Linked DNA regions of Homo sapiens: region 1 is linked to region 2. A link is an interaction called in ENCODE POLR2A ChIA-PET data of the cell type or tissue named here. Cell type or tissue: PC-9. All regions are shown on one strand. Links, peaks and the distances in the headings refer to the core of each region. The heading gives the core; the rest is flanking DNA. Region 1 overlaps RBFOX2 (RNA binding fox-1 homolog 2). Region 2 holds the start of RBFOX2 (RNA binding fox-1 homolog 2).

Region 1 (8,338 bases), core at 175-8,174, 210 kb after region 2:
TATACTGCAGAAGCAGGTATTCAATTACCTGGTTAATTCAATTACCAGGCATTTTCTAAAGGGCACTTCCTATATGCTCATCATCACTTCATTTGGTGAGGAAGCTATGATGAAGACGTTTATGATTCAGTCCCTGGTTGACTTAGGGACTTTACTTGTTAAATGATTAAAGAATATATAAGCCACCATGTAACCATGGTTGTAGACAAAATGTGTTTTGTTCTGGGAAAGGGATAGGGAAAATTTTTCTCTGTTACTATATGTATATCATGTGAATTTTCTATTTTAAAGAGGTAGACTACAACAGAATACCCAACAAAATTTATAAAGCATAATTAAATATTTTGTAATTCAGAAGACACTCTACTACTTTGCCAGTGTTTTATTTGGAACCTGAGTGACATCTATTTCTTTGTTTTGTTTTTTCCTTAGAGACATGGTCTCTCTCTGTTGCTCAGGATGGAGTACAGTGGTGTGATCTAGGCTCACTGCATCCTCAAACTCCTGGGCTCAAGTGGTCCTCTCACCTCAGCCCCCTGAGTAGGTAGTACTACAGGTGCATGCCACCACACCTGGCTATTTAAAAAAATTTTTTTTGTAGAGATAGGGTCTCGCTATGTTGCCCAGGCTGGTCTTGAACTCCTGGCCTCAAGCAGTCCTCCCACCCCGGCCTTCCAAAGTGCTGGGATTACAGGTGTGAGCAATGCCACCTGGCCTATTTTTAAGGCTATTCCAGTTTAGCATATGGAAGATGCAAACTTAATTGTCCATGATGACAAAATAATAAATTAATTTAGATTGTAGTGAAAAGTTTGGTTGAGAAAAAGAATAATTTTCCATGGATTGTGTAAATCCATTGGAATAGAATATTTACATTGAATAGAACAGACAGTTAACTATTAATTGTAAGGGCCTTCCATTTCCAAAGAAGCAGGTAGCTGAACCAGAGTAGTTCTTGCTGTCTGTTGTTGCCAGTGGAAGACATGATTCATGAATGTTTGAGGTTCTAAATACTTGTTTAAGGAGAAATAGAGGAAAGAGCTTTTAAGAGGTTGGAAATATTAAGACTATTACAGGGTTTGTTGCTTTTCACCTAATAGACTATAGGTTTGAATGACTTTGTTCTGAAATATTTATTTTCCTGTTTAAATATTCATTGCTGTGAGATTTCAAAACTCAGCCTCAAGGGAAAGACCGGACTGGCTTTTCCCTCTGAGTAATTCAGAAGAGGGGTGTGTGTGTGTGTGTGTGTGTGTGTGTGTGTGTGTTGACAAGTGATTTGGAGGCAAGTTTACAATATTCTTGTTGGCCAAGCCTGTAACTGCCCTTAAATTTACATATACCAGCTTGTGTCATTTATTGGTATTCTAAGCAAGGATTTATATTGTATTGCCTGGTTTTTTAAAAATTTATTTTATTAATTGTCTGTTTATAAGAGCTCAAGATTGTACTGGTCGTGTTCCTGAATTCCAACGCCCCCTTACATGACTGCAGCACACTCATCTTTTGGTCCTGATTCTTTAGTTATACCCACGCTAAAAGAAGGATCCATTGTGAGGCCTACATTTCAGTAGATTTGCACTTTAGAAAACAACTAGTGTTTATTCTCTTAGCTGCAGGTTCCATATAAGAAGGTAACCCTCTACTTTTAGGAAACTTACATTTATAGCCACTGTTGCCTTCCTCTCATCATCTATGCTCTCTTTTTATTTATTTATTTATTTATTTATTTATTTATTTTGAGACAAAGTCTTACTCTGTTGTCCAGGCTGGAGTGCAGTGGCGCGATCTTGGCTCACTGCAACCTCTGCCTCCGATGTTCAAGTGATTCTCGTGCTTCAGCCTCCCAGGTAGCTGGGATTACAGACGTGCACCATCACACCTGGCTGTTTTTGTATTTTTAGTAGAGATGGAGTTTCACCACGTTGGCCAGGCTGGTCTTGAACTCCTGACCTCATGTGATCTGCATGCCTCAGCCTCCCAAGGTGCTGGAATTACCTTGGGAGCCATGGGGCCTAGCCTCTATGCCCTCTTTAATCTCTTAACTGACTCTGTTCTTCTAAAGGTGTAGATGCTTCAGGACATGTCCTGGAGGCATGCTGTAACCATAATTCTCTCCCATTTTGCCAGCCAAAGCCTCTAAGTCAGTGTTTCTCAGAATGTGGGACCCAAACCATCTACACCAGTAAGTACCAGGGTCCTGTTCCAACCCACTGAATCCTAATCTATGGGGAAAGGATCTTGACATGTGCATTTTTAAATATGTTCCCTGAATGGGTGTTATACGCAATAAAATATGGTCATCTTTGCTTTCAAAGAACAAGGTAAAAGATGAGTTGGTAGGTGTGAGGAGCTGGGTTGTATGGAAGTAGTTTCTTACTGCATCTTACTGTTGAGACTGAAGCAGGAATGGGTGTGTCTGAACTCCTTACCCGAAATTAGACATTTTTTTCTTAAACTAATACTTCAATGGCGATTGGTTTTTATTACAGTAATCCTTATTATATAATCATTGAATCTGTTTCCATGAGCTTCCTTGGGATCTTGGCCATTCAGTAAGTTCCAGACAACCAAGTGAAAAGCGAACTCTTAGAATTCAACCTGAAGGTAAATATTTGGAGACTACATGGAGATTTCATTGTATAGATTTTTCCTCTCAACATCACATTTACCTACAAGTTGCCTAACATCTTATGGCTCTGAGTGTAGTTCAGATGTATTGTAAAAGAGAAAATGTATTACTTTTACCTAACTTACCAGAAATGTATTCAGGATTATTAGACACTTAACACTTTTGTCTGCTCTGGGTGCTCAAAATTGTGAAACTTTCTTGAGGTGAGAAAAGCAAAACAATTCTACCCTACAGCTCTCCTCTAGGTTATGGTAGTTTAAAAAAAAAGTTAAGAACAGTTCAATAGCTTGGTTGTCTTTAGACTTAAAAACAAAACAAAACAAAACAAAAAACGAGAATATTTTAGATACTGAAGGAAGGAGATTTGGGATTTAAGTATTTGTGTAAGTTAAGAATCTAGAGTAATTTTGCTTTAAGTCTTGCAAATGAGCATTGTTTTGTCTTTGTATGTGTTTATCTGATTTATTTATCTGGATTTTCCTGGTCTGTTCTTCTACAGAGTTAATTTTTTTAAAAAAACGGATCCTAGATGATTTTAAATCCAGTGTTGTCTTCTTATCTTTCTGAGAGAACAGTTATATAGCTGTTATTTTCCTCTTGTCACAGACAGCTGGGCAGAAGCCACTGCTTTTAGTACCAGATCTGAGAATGACAGGCCTTTGCCTAGGTACTCTTTTTTTTTAAACAAAGGCAAATAGAGTTTGAAATCTGAGCCCATCTAAGCAAATCCCAAGGGATCAAAATGATATAATTTGTAAAAATACTTAAAAGTAAAAACATTTTATTTGTATTATAATCCTAGAAAATTAATTTCCATTTATAAATAGCACTAGAAAAACTATTAGTGACATTGTCAGTGGTAATAAACTGGTGAGAATATGCTCTACCAAAATAATGAAGTGATTCTTTTATGATGGTGTGAATAAAATTAATATTGATCTGTTTGTGTGCATGATCCATTCTGACCATATATGTGGTATGGGAATTGAGAAGCTTTTAGGATTTGCAGCCTGTTGATTAGAAGCAATACAATAGCAGTTTATGTATATAAGTGGGACTCAAGGTGACCAAACTGAGAAAATTAGAATGAAGTTGAGGAATAAATGAGAAGATATAAACAAAAATACACCCTTCTCTCTCAAAGATTACATAGACTTTAGTTATCCTAGAAATATGAAGACAATTATATTTTGGGTCATTTCTGTGTTCTCTTACAGTACTGTGCATAGGTTTTAAATAATATTCAGAATAATTCAGTAGGAACAGAAAATATGCTAAAGAATCAGTAACAAAACAGTTTCACCTGCTCTCTCAATTAATTTTCACACCCACCTCTGAAGTAAACAACCCATCTGGTAAGTGGTATAATTGGAATTTAAACTCAAGTCTGACTTTTAGGTTCATGCTTTCTTCTGTTTTACTACATTCCATGTAAACTGGGGAGAAGGCACATGGTTGGACCTAGAAAAAACACTGAAAGTCACCTGTCGGTAGGTGATGATTGAACCTCTGAGATTGCTGTGGGTAAGGCAATAGACTGTTGAATGGGTTCCTGTTTGACGACTGTAATACTATAGTTGTCTGTCCATAGCCACGGGTTCTGCATCTGTGGATTCAAGTAGCTGCGGATTGAAAAATTAGGGTGGGAAATTGGATGACTGTGTCTGTACTAAACATGTACAGACATTGTTTCTTTTTAGGAGACAGGGTCTCCCATTGCCCAGGTTGGTCTCAAACTCCTGAGCTCAAGAGATCCTCCCTCCTTGGCCTCCCAAAGCATTAGGATTACAGCTGTGAGCCACTGGCCTGACCAGACTCTTTTTTCTTGACACTTTTTTCTTTTCTTTTCTTTTTTTTTTTTTTTTTTTTTTTTTTGAGACAGGGTTCCACTCTGTCGCCCAGGCTGGAATGCAGTGCCATAATCATAGCTCGCCACAGCCTCTATCTCCCAAGCTCAAGTGATCCTCTTGTCTCAGCCTCCTGAGCAACTGGGACTACAGGCACATGCTACCATGCCCAGCTAATTTTTAAAAATTTTTTGTGGAGACAGGATCCCACTATGTTGCCTAGGTTGGTCTCAAACTCCTGGGCTCAAGTGATCCTCCCTCCTCAGCCTCCCAAAGATCTGGAATTACAGGCATGAGCCACCATGCAGGGCCTTGTCATTATTTTCTAAACACTACAGCATAACAACTATTTACATAACATTTACATTGTACTAGGTATTATAAGTAATATAGAGATGATTTAAAGTACACAAGAGGATGTGTGTAAGTAGGTTATATGCAAATACTATGCCATTTTATATAAAGGGCTTGAGTATCCAAGGATTTTGGCATCTGTGGTGGGCGGGGGCTGGGAGGTTCCTGGAACCAATTACCTGCAGATATGAAGGGACAACTGTATGTTTGAATTCAGAATGAAAACATTTAGCATATTTCACATTGTACACCAAAAGGCTGTATATAATATGTATCGCCTCTGTTACTATCTGTGGTTTAAAAGAGAAAGACATCATTCTCAACTCAGAAATTAATAGTTACATTTGATTTTCACTCACAGCTGGTCAACAACTCTTAAAGCCTGTGTTTGTAAGACAGAAGGAAATTAAGTGCATAAAGCACAAGCATGTAAATGTTGATTCTTTGCTTTCCTAATGCTTCCCCACTTCTACTTTCCCATCCCTGCACTCCAGTTTGATATCAACCCAAGATACCAACACTTGTTTCACTCTGTGTTATCCCTTGTTATGCTCTCTAGCCCAACAAAGCAGTTTGCTGTAATGTGCACACACCTGACTTTCTATCTCAGTCTTCCTCTATTTCATAAATGTTTAACACTTCATATTTATTATGTACGATGTGGGATTCTACATTGTACAGGACTGTCTCCACCCATCATAATGAGCCTTTTAATCTAATAGGGGAGTTAAAATACATATTTACGTTTGCTAAGTATGAGGCTTTAGATTTCAATGTCTTATAGGGGATGCAAGCTAAATGTTATAAGAATATAGGAAAGGAAGGAATTACTTTTAACTGGAAACAGAAGAAAGTTTATAAATTGCTAGGTTAGGGAAAAGAGCTATTCTGTCTAGCCTTGTGGACTAAAGAGAAAGCTAGTAATTTCTTTTCTCAGATGAGATATACTTAAGCAGCTTAGCCTCTGGTAATAGAAACAAAACATTTTTATATAAGTATAGAGGTAAATTCATACCTAGAAATACTCATGTGAACTGTTATCTCATAGTTTGCTGAAGGCTGTTGTACTTCTCTTCTGAGCATAGAACTTTGGAATATGGCCTGGAAATTTAATACAAATCTGAAACCATTTGACATTTTTAATAATGTATACTTGGGGAAATATTCAGACATTGCATGCTATATGAGAGAAAATGTTAAATCACTCCTATCCCAATTTCATTCCCTTAATATATAAACAATTGTTGTTACATTTTTAACAAAAATTTTAAAAGAAATTTCTGTAAGTAACAAAATAATCCACTAAGAATTTCTTCTTGACCTCTTAAGGGAGGTACATAACCCCTCTAGGAAAACAGAGCCTCTGCCTGGCTTGCATTTCTGTAAAACGCCTAGTGCCTAGGCTACAAGTGGATTGCAGGAAATGTTTTTACCTTTCTCCCCATCTCCCACTGCTAATTGATGTGTTTATTCAGTTATCTGAGTCAGCCCTGTTGAGAATAACGCTGTGAGAGAATTCATACTGTGTACTTGTGTGCCAGAGTCTCATTCCCAGCAGGCTGGGGTGGAGAATGGAGGCTGGAGTAAAACGAGGAGGCTGAAAGGAGCAGTGTCAGAGCAGGAGAAAGTCGCCTTGGCCTTGTTAATCCTAACTTGAAAACTCTATCTTTTAGCTTTTACCAATTATTTAGTAGAACTTTCTTATGGATTCCTGTGAGATTATATTTATGCCTGATGTGGGCATAAGACCTTTGGTGCTCTTATTGTGTTTCATTCACCAGTCCACCTGAATTCCAATTCAATTCTTTTTCATGTCTGTCTTCAGGCCAGTAGATTCAGCGAGGGCTTCTGAAGCAGTATGTTTCATATGGCTAGAGAGAGACAGAGAGATAGAGCATTGAATAATTTGAAGGGGAAGGGAGATAACTATTTTATATCTCTCGTCAGATGCCCAGAATAGCTATAAAGACATCATAAAAACTATCCTAACCTAGAAATAACGTAAAGAAGTTATATGGTGATGGGTGACGAAGATAGACTTTTTCCAAAAAAATTTAAAGTTTTCATAACATATTTTCTAAGAACTAAAGAGAGGGGTTTTTTTTTTTTTCTATCTTTTGAGATGGAGTCTCACTCACTCTGTTGCCCGGGCTAGAGTTTAATGGCAGCGATGTCAGTTCACTGCAATGTCCTCCTCCTGAGTTCAAGCGATTCTCCTGCCTCAGCTTCCAAGATATCTGAGATTAAAGGCATTTGGCACCATGCTTGGCTAATTTTTGTATTTTTAATAGGGATGGAGTTTCACCATGTTGGCCAGGCTGGTATTGAACTCCTGACCTCAAGTGATCTGCCCGCCTCAGCCTCACAAGGTGCTGGGATTACAGAAGTGAGCCACCACACCCAGCCTTTTTTTTTTTTTTTTTTCCCTTAAGAGACGTGGTCTTTCTGTTGCCCAGGCTAGGGTGATGCAATCATGGCTCACTGCAGCCTCCAGCTCCTGGGCTCAAGCAGTCCTCCTTTCTCAGCCTCACAAGTAGCTGGGACTACACATACCACCATGCCCAGCTAATTTTTTAAAGTTTTTCTAGAGACAGGGTCTCTTTGTGTTGGCCAGGCTGATCTTGAACTCCTAGCCGCAGGCAGTCCTCCCATCTCAGCCTCCCAAAGTGCTGGGATTACAAGGGCATGAACCATTATGTCCAATAGCAGGAAAATTTTTATGTAAAGCAATTTATTTTTATTTTTATTATTAATTTCTGTTACAGAATCTTCATTCCTGCCTTTACCAGTTTGCAAGGGCTGCCATAAGAAAGTATTACATAACAATATAGCAATGTATTTTCTTACCATTCTGGAGGCTAGAAGTGCAAGATCAGGGTGTCAGCAGGGTTGGTTTCTTCTGATGTCTTTTTTGTTGGCTTGTAGATGGTCATGCTCTGTGTCTTCACATGGGCCTCCCTCTGTATGTGTCTGTATCCACATTCCCTTTTCTTATAAGGACACCACTCCAATTGGATTAAGGCCCACCCTCATGACATCACTTTAATTACCTTTTTAAAGACCTTATCTTTAAAAACAGTGACATTTTGAGGTACTGAGGGTTAGAACTTCAACATACGGGTTGGAGACTGAGCACAACTCAGTCTATGACTCTGCCCCTTCCCACTGATAACTGTAATCAGTTCATCACTTTTTATCTAGACTGTGGCAGCCCCCCACCCCCAATTCTCTGCCTTTTTTCTTTCACCACTATTGTGTAAAGCAGTTTTTATTACCAAGTAGAAATGATTCTTGGACATTGGAGACAGCTGAATTTTGAAGTTGTTTAACTTTTAAATGGAAGAGAGTTATGAATTTTTGTTTCAAGGTAGGTCACTACCATTCTCTTAAGAGTAACACAGTAATTCAGTGTTTCAGAATATTGGCTTCCCCTTATTGATGATATATTTTTTGTCATTCTCTTTAGTATTAAAAACAATATATTTGTATAGGTTTTATTACAAAA
Region 2 (8,338 bases), core at 196-8,195:
ACACCTGGCTAAATTTTTTGTATTTTTAGTAGAAATGGGGTTTCACCATTTTGCCCAGTCTGGTCTTGAACTCCTGACCTCAAGTGATCTGCCCGCTTCGGCCTCCTAAAGTGCTGGGATTACAGGTGTGAGCCACCATGCCCAGTTGGGAAGGGAGAATTCTTATGCTACCAGTTCAATAAGTAAAAATTTCAGAAGACCAACTGCTGATGTCCCTAGGTTAAAGAAAAAAAAAAAAAAGACAAAACCCGCTGTTGTTTCATAGGCCACCAGGAAATATCCTGGTTATCCCTCAAAGCCATACTGCTTGGTTGAACAGGATCAGGTTGTGGGGTACTGCCAAGTGGAAACCGCTGACTTAGGTTGGGGCTAATTCAGCACAAGAACAAGCTTGTAGGCACTTGGACTTCCACCTTGGTGGTCCAAATAATAATACTAAGAGATGTGTCAGGGCTGGGCGTGGTGGCTCACGCCTGTAATCCCAGCACTTTGGGAGGCTGAGGCGGGAGGATCAGTTGAGGCCAAGAGTTTGAGACCAGCCTGACCAACATGGTGAAACCCTGTCTCTGCTAAAAATACACAAAGTTAGCTGGGCATGGTGGTGCGTGACTCTAATCCCAGCTACTTGGCAGGCTGAGGCAGGAGAATCGCTTGAATCTGGGAGGCGGGGGTTGCAGTGAGCTGAGATTGGGCCACTGCACTCCAGCCTGGGAGACAGTGAGATCCTGTCTCAAAAAAAAGAAGAAGAAGAAGAAGAAAGAAGAAGAAAGAAGAAAGAAGAAAGAAGAAAGAAGAAAGAAGAAAGAAGAAGAAGAAGAAGAAGTTGTTTAAGGCTTCTCTTTCCAAGGCCCCTGGTTAAGCTTACTGTATCACTAACCAAATTAGTTGATGAATAATTACCACCTATTAAGCAGTTACTATGTTAGGCACTGTGCTAAGTGTTTACTTTTGTCCCATTTAATCCTTAGAACAACACTGTGACTATTATTGTTATCCTACAAATGAGGAATGGAAGGCTTAGTGAAACAAAGTAATTTGCCCAGCATAGTGGTTGCACCAAGGGGTTACTGGGGTGCTTTGCTTGCCGCATGTGAATCTCTAGCAGCCCCACTCAAGTCACCTTACATAATTAAAAAAAACCCAATAATAATGATAATGATATTCTTTGATCTTGACAATGAATGTTTTTTCACTCTCATTTAAAATGTGAATAAAGGTCAGGCCTGGTGGTTCATGCCTGTAATCCCAGTACTTCGGGAGGCCAAAGGGGGGGAATCACTTGAGGTCAGGAGTTCGAGACCAGCCTGGCCAACATGGTGAAACCCTGTCTCTACTAAAAATACAAAAAATTAGCCGGGCGTGGTGGTGGGCGCCTGTAATCACAGCTCCTTGGGAAGTTGAGGCACAAGAATTGCTTGAACCCAGGAGGTGGAGGTTGCAGTGAGCCGAGATCACACCACTGCACTCCAGTCTGGGTGACAGAGCGAGACTCCATCTGAAAAAAAAAAAGTGAATAAAGTGATAATGGTACTACTAATAAGCTATTATTAGTTAGCTATAAGTGTTAGCTGTAACACTTATGGAGCGCTTATCCTAAATCATTCCGTTCAAAGTTCTAAACGTGATAACATTAAATTCTTACAATAATCTTTTCAGGAAGGTATTATTGTTATCCTAATTTGCAGATGAAGAAACTGAGACACAGAGGGGGTAAGTAGCTGTCACAAGGCATCATGACTTGCAGGTGGCAGAGCTAAAACTCTGCTATTTTTACTGATTTATAACACAGCCTAAGTAATACAAACAATATGCTCAATACAACAACTCACCTTCAAGGCAAGTCCTCCCGACTTCCCTTCCAACCAGTCTGCAATCCCCAAACACCTTTTATATGGAAGTTCTTAGTCACCACTGGTCCCAGATTACGTGGGCAGGAGGTGGGAAGCCTGCGTTCTCATCTGGGTTGGTCTGACTCTGAAGCAGGGATCTTTACTGTTGTACTGTTCCAGCCCCAGCCAGGTTAAACCCAGGTTCAAAGGCCAAATCACACACTGGTTGGAAATGACCTTGGAAATCATCTAACCCAGCGTTTCTCAACCTCCGCACTATTGACATTTGGGGTTGGATAACTCTCCTGGGGGGACCGTCCTGTGCATGATAGGATGTCAAGCAACATTCCTGGCTTCTACACACTAGATGCCAGCAGCACCTCCCCACTGTAACAATCAAAAATGCCTTCAGTCGGCCAGGCGCGGCAGCTAACTCCTGTAATCTCAGCACTTTGGGAGGCCGAGGCAGGCGGATCACCTGAAGTCAGGAGTTCGAGACCAGCCTGGCCAACATGGTGAAACCCCATCTCTACTAAAAATACAAAAATTAGTTGGTGGCGCACACCTGTAGTCCCAGCTACTGGGGAGGCTGAGGCAGGAGAATCGCTTGAACCCAGGAGGCAGAGGTTGCAGTCAGCCGAGATCGCGCCACTGCACTTAAGCCTGGGCGACAGAGCGAGACTCTGTCTCAAAAAAAAAAAAAAAAAAAAAAAAAAAAATGCCTTCAGTCACTGACAAATGTGGGAGTGGAGGTGGTGGAATGGCAAAATTTCTCCTTGGTTGAAAGCCACTGATCCAAACCATCTCATTTTACAAATGATGGAGCTGAGGTCCAAAGAGATGAAGTAACTTGTTTAAGCTAGTTAGCAAAGCCAAGATTAGAATCCAGGTTATTCACGCAATATCCTTTTATTTCTATAACGTACAGGGCACGATATGGAACTCAGAGGAAGTCACTGCAGTCCTTGTCCTCACAGTCTGGTAGGGGAGAGAATCTATTGCACAGATATCTCTATCTCCACGAAGTTGGTAAGTCATAAAGTGCTCCTCAGGCAGCAAGGTACGAAGAAAGAGAATATGTTCTCGTGTTCTGAATTCCGGATCTGCCACTTTTTTGCTGCAGGATTTAACTAAGGTTCAGTTTCATCATCAATGAAATGGAGATCATGGTATCTACTTATATCACCAGTTTGAAACGGGTCTGTGGATGCATTGTGCAAACTCTAAAGCTCTTACAAACATCGGGTATTATTACTAACTTCATTAGGAATGTGAGTTATATTAGAGTAAAAGCTCTCAGAACTGGGGTGAACCATAGAGGGGTGGCTTCATTCCTCGACCTTCCAATTTGAGACATTTTTTCTTCTGCGGGAGGGGAAGCAGGCAAATAGCCTGCCTCTCACAGAGTGCCCATTCCCTCTCCGGGAACCAAGGTGCTCAGGCGAGTAAACTCAGGACTTAACTCTGTACAACTAGTACCGCAAGCAGGAGCCACTCCCTGGCCTTCGGGTCTCTCAAGCCCCGCCTGCTCCAGGATACGGCCCCGCCCAGAAAGGAGACAGACCCCGCCCCCCCCGCGCTGCCCCGCACTCCAGCCGCGCTGTGCCTCCAGGACAATCCCAGGCCCGTGCCGGAGATTCCCGAGCTTCCCCGATCGCTTCCCGGCCTCCCTCGGGCAGCCAGCGAGGAGACTACGGAGATTGCCGAGGGGGCCTGGCCCCGCCCCCCCCGCGGGCCGCCACCGCCCCCCTCGCCGTAGCCTCCCGCGCGGGCTGGAGTTCTACATCCCGGTCCCTCCCTCCCTCCCTCTTTCTCTCTCCCCGCCTTCCCGGTGCTGCCACAGTGGCGGGTCGGAGGATCCCGGCCAGTCAGCTCGTTCCTGCCTCGCGCCCCTCCTCCCCCCAAAATAAACAGCCCTCCCCACGCCTCGGGAGCCCGGACCGCCCCCTTCCTCCCTCGGCCGGCGTGCTGTGAGGGAGAGTGTGAGCCAGCGCGGCCGGTGGGCGAGCTCCGGGAGTGCGAGAGGCGGGGCGGCGCGGCGGGCCGGGCCGGGTTTCGCGTGTGCGTGCGGGGGCGCGAGCGAGTGCTCATCACGACCCGCCAGTGGCCCCGCGCCGACAACCCGGCGGGCGGGCGGGCGGGGAGCAAGCGGTCAGGCAAGGAGCGGCGGCCGCGAGGCGCGGAGGGGCGCGGAGTCCGCTCGCGCGCACGCACGCACGCACGCGGGGGCGGGGGCAGGCGCGCGCCCGCCTGTCGCGACAGTCGGGGCCGAGGCCCAGGGGGAGGTGGCCTGTCGCGGGTCGCCCGGCTCCCGGAGGCGAGGGGGGCGCGGGCGGATGGCGGAGGGCGCCCAGCCGCATCAGCCGCCTCAGCTCGGGCCCGGCGCCGCCGCCCGGGGCATGAAGCGGGAGTCGGAGCTGGAGCTGCCGGTGCCCGGAGCGGGAGGAGACGGAGCCGATCCCGGCCTGAGCAAGCGGCCGCGCACTGAGGAGGCGGCGGCCGACGGTGGCGGCGGGATGCAGGTGACCGCGCGGGACGGGGCGCCCAGTTATTGCGGGGGTGGGCGTGAGGGTCGACACCGGGCTCCCCGGCTTGGAGAGAGGGAGGGCCTCCGGGAGTCCTGGGTTGGAGGTGGGATGGGGGGCCATTCGGGGCCTGGTTGGAAGGTGGGGCGAGCTCGGGCTAGGAACGAAGGTTGCAGGACTGAACCTGGTGTGCCCGAGAGGGTCCTGATTCCTGAGGGGCCAGGAGGCACGACGAGTGGATAGGTTTTGGGGGGAAATCGAACAAGGTTGAGATGGATTCCATTTTTTCAAATCCTTCCTTAGTGCCTTGGGGTGGAGTGGAAGCCGGGAAATCCTGGCTTCTCTGGACTGAGTCGAGGAAAAGGAGATCTGGTGGGAAACCTCCCGAGAAGAGGGAGTACCTTTTGGCAGCCCTGGGCACACGCTGGGATGGGGAAGAGAAGTGGCATTTCAATGAGAGGAGTGAAAAGAAAACTCCTCGAGAGAGCCCCGAGGGGATGTGGCTGAGATTGTGGGTTAAATCACACAGAGTGTGAGAAGTACAAGGAGTTTGGTAATGTTATGGGGACACGGTGGTGCTCAGTCTCATTTACTTTGTGGAGCATACTAATGAGTCTGAAGGGAGACACTAGACATGTCCCTCCTGTTCTTTGCCAATTGCATTCTACATCACCAGGACACAAAATAGCTCTTTAATGTCCCGGGCTATAAAAAAAATTTTTTTATAGGGCTATTAGAAGACTGGATTCTCAATTCTGGATTGAAAGATAAACGTGGTTAATTTGGGTAGGGAATGGGAAAGGTATTGATGTCAGCTGACTTCATAGTTTTGAAGAAGACCTTGAAACCTTTGGAGGTTTTACGATTTGGTCTTTGCCCAGAAAATACTGCTATGACATGATGAGTCTCACCTACCAACAGTTGTGCAGACTTGTGCCTAATTCTCTCGGAGTCATAGGATGTTAGAGGGATGCTAGGAGGACTAGACATCATCTTTTCCAGGGGTTCTTAACCTGGGAAGACTTGGAAGATTCTTACTCATAGTAGGTGATGTGCACTTTTTGGTGGAGGAGAGTCAATAGTTTTCATCTTTGTTTTTTTTGGAGGAGATTCAAGTCCCAGCTTGTTTTAACCACCTTATTTTATAGATGGGGAATCAGAAGTCCAGAGAAGATGGTGACTTGGGTAAGGCCACCCAGTTAGCTAATAGTAAAACTAGAACTAGAAGCCTGGTCTTCTAATTCCTATTCCTGTGCTGTCTCCATTACACCACTCTTGGAAATCTCTGCAGTGCTAAAAGACTTCCTGTGCTCTGCTCCCTGCTTTTCAAGCCTCTGCCTGACTTCCTGTGTTAGGGACAGAGCTGTACTTAAGCCTAGCATGTTTGTTGTATGCTTCTTGGTCTCCTTTGCAGAGTTTACCCTGTTACTTCTGTTGATTTAGGTAAAGTGACCCTCTTGGTGTTTATTTTTGAATTCTTTTGTTTTGTTTGCCTGCTTTTATTTTCCATTAGAACTCTGTCAGGCAGAGGGATTGTGAGAAGTAAAAGCTCAGGGCCATGGCAAAAAAGACAGGAATGTGGGAGACTTCAGGTGAGGTGAGCTAATATTGGATGATAAGGAGGGAAGACTGGATGTAGGTGCTGGTGAGCAGGTTCTACTTGGTGTGTGTGTGTGTGTGTGTGTGTGTGTGTGTATGTATTCATTTATCATTTCTGTCAATCCTAGTTAATAGTGAGACCCCCGTCCCTTTCCCTCATTTACTCCTGGGGCCTATTATCTGTTGGTTGCCTTCAAACTGGCTAAAGATAGTGATATTTGGAAATGGAGCAGTGTGTAGGGACTTCGCAGGGGTGTGCAGAGGAAAGAGTGGTTAGGTCCTTGGGGGTACAAATTGGCAGCTGAGAGTTATCCCTCCGAGAATCCTTTTTTCACTTCTTGTATTTTATTTTCTTTCTATACATTCTCTTTTTTTTTTTTTTGCCCAGGCTGGAGTGCAATGGCACGATCTCGGCTCACTGCAACCTCCACCTCCACCTCCACCTCTGGGTTCAAGGGATTCTCCTGCCTCAGCTTCCTGAGTAGATGGGATTACAGGCGTCTGCCACCATGCCCAGCTAATTTTTCTTATTTTTAGTAGAGAGGGGGTTTCACCAGGTTGGCCAGGCTGGTCTCGAACTCCTGACCTCAGGTGATTCACCCACCTCAGCCTCCCAAAATGTTGGGATTACAGGTGTGAGCCACCACACCCGGCCTTCTATACATTCCCATTGTTGTAGGTCCATTCCCCTATGTCATACAGGTATTCAAATCATTGATTTAGGCCCTGCCTTCAACTAGCTGAATGGTTCTGCAGAAATCTTTCATTTTGGGGCCTCTGTTTTCCTTAGTTGTAAAATAAAGTATGTGTACAAGATGATTTCCCTTGTAATCCACCCACCTCGGCCTCCCAAAGTGCTGGGATTACAGGTGTGAGGCACCGCACCCGGCCAAGTTCTAAGTTACCTTCTAAAAGTTATAAGTCCAGTTCACTGTCCTTAAGGTGCATGCAATCTATGTGGGGAGACAAATGGGCGAAAAGTTTTTTTTAAAGAAGCGTGCATTTTTAAAGAAGTGTGAGAGTATTACATGAATATACTTAATGTTTATTCATTGAACTAACATTTATTAAGCAGCTGCTACATCCCAGGCACTGTTTTAACCCTAAGAGATATAATAGTGAACAACAACAACAAAAAACCCTTGCTGTCATGGAACTAATATTGAATGGAAAGAGACATCTAATAAATCAACAACTATAATTGTGTGGTGATAAGGGCTAAAAAGAAAAAGCAGGGAAAGGGAGAGATGGAAAGGGAGAGAATGAAGATGGTTACGGAAGGGCTTTAAGATAGATGGCCTATGAGTGAAGTGAGGTAATGGGCCATTCAGATGCTTTCGGAAAGAGGGTTCAGGTAGAGGAGGTGAGGGTGCACAGGCATTGAGAAAGACTGCTTGGTTTGTTTGGAAACAGGAGACCAATGTATTAATAGCTGGAGCAGAGAGAGCAAGGGCAGGTAGTCTTAGGAGATGGTATCAGTGGTTTAGAAATATCTATAGGCCCTATGTAAATACACACTTTAAAAATCTTAGCCGGGCGCAGTGGCTCACGCCTGTAATCCCAGCACTTTGGGAGACTGAGGCGGGTGGATCGCCTGAGATCAGGAGTTCGAGACCAGCCTGGCCAACATAGTGAAACCCGTCTCTACTAAAAATACAAAAAATTAGCCAGGCGTGGTGGCAGGCGCCTGTAATCCCAGCTACTAGGGAGGCTGAGGCAGGAGAATCACTTGAACTCGGGAGGCGGAGGTTGCAGTTAGCTGAGGTTGCGCCATTGCACTCCAGGCTGGGCAACAAGAGCGAAAATCTGTCTCAAAAAAATAAAAAAAATCTTATCGTAGCCAGTGTTTTGGGTATGTGGGTTTGTCTTAAAGTACACGTCTTTTTTTTCTTTTTTTTTGAGATGGAGTCTCACTGTTGCCCAGGCTGGAGTGCAGTGGCTTGATCTCAGCTCACTGCAACCTCTGCCTCCTGGGTTCAAGCAATTCTTATGCCTCAGCCTCCTGAGTAGCTGGGATTACAGGCATGTGCCACCACACCCCGCTAATTTTTGTATTTATAGTAGAGATGAGGTTTCACCATGTTGGCCAGGCTGGTCTCGAACTCCTGACCTCAGGTGATCGCCTGCGTTGGCCTCCCAAAGTGCTGAGATTACAGGCATGAGCCACTGCACCTGGCCTGTTTTCTTAACACGTTTTCTAACTCCTTTTGTGAAGCCTTCCCTGACAGCTTAGTTCACACCATTCCGATCCTACTCTTGCCTCTTGGTATATTGATGCTTAATTGTGTGTCATCTTTTATTGTCCCTTAATTGTTTTATTATTCTTGTTTCACTGCTAAGATTGTAAGCTTCTAAAAGATAGGAACTATATTTCCTTTGTATTTA

The links. Peaks named below come from ENCODE experiments on the same cell type or tissue, not always from the same donor. Only the 100,000 strongest peaks of a DNase experiment are listed, where the experiment ranks them.
Region 1: POLR2A ChIA-PET joins it to region 2 with 12 read pairs; 3 of 35 experiments call an interaction of 5 or more read pairs at or near these places.

What each region holds. Positions count from the first base shown.
Region 1 is chr22:35,810,880-35,819,217 of GRCh38, reverse strand. The region is part of intron 2 of RBFOX2 (RNA binding fox-1 homolog 2); the gene reads left to right. Among named protein-coding and RNA genes, the nearest start is that of APOL5, 97 kb to the right of the region's middle. In PC-9, for the core only: no CTCF peak of the experiment used is centred there; no DNase peak of the experiment used is centred there.
Region 2 is chr22:36,024,253-36,032,590 of GRCh38, reverse strand. RBFOX2 (RNA binding fox-1 homolog 2) reads left to right here and starts at 3,767. Exons shown (of 14, transcript NM_001349999.2): 1 at 3,767-4,351. The coding sequence starts at 4,166. RefSeq lists a silencer at 3,532-3,601. In PC-9, for the core only: no CTCF peak of the experiment used is centred there; a DNase peak (open chromatin) is centred at 3,550; H3K4me3 peaks cover 3,356 bases; H3K27ac peaks cover 1,898 bases.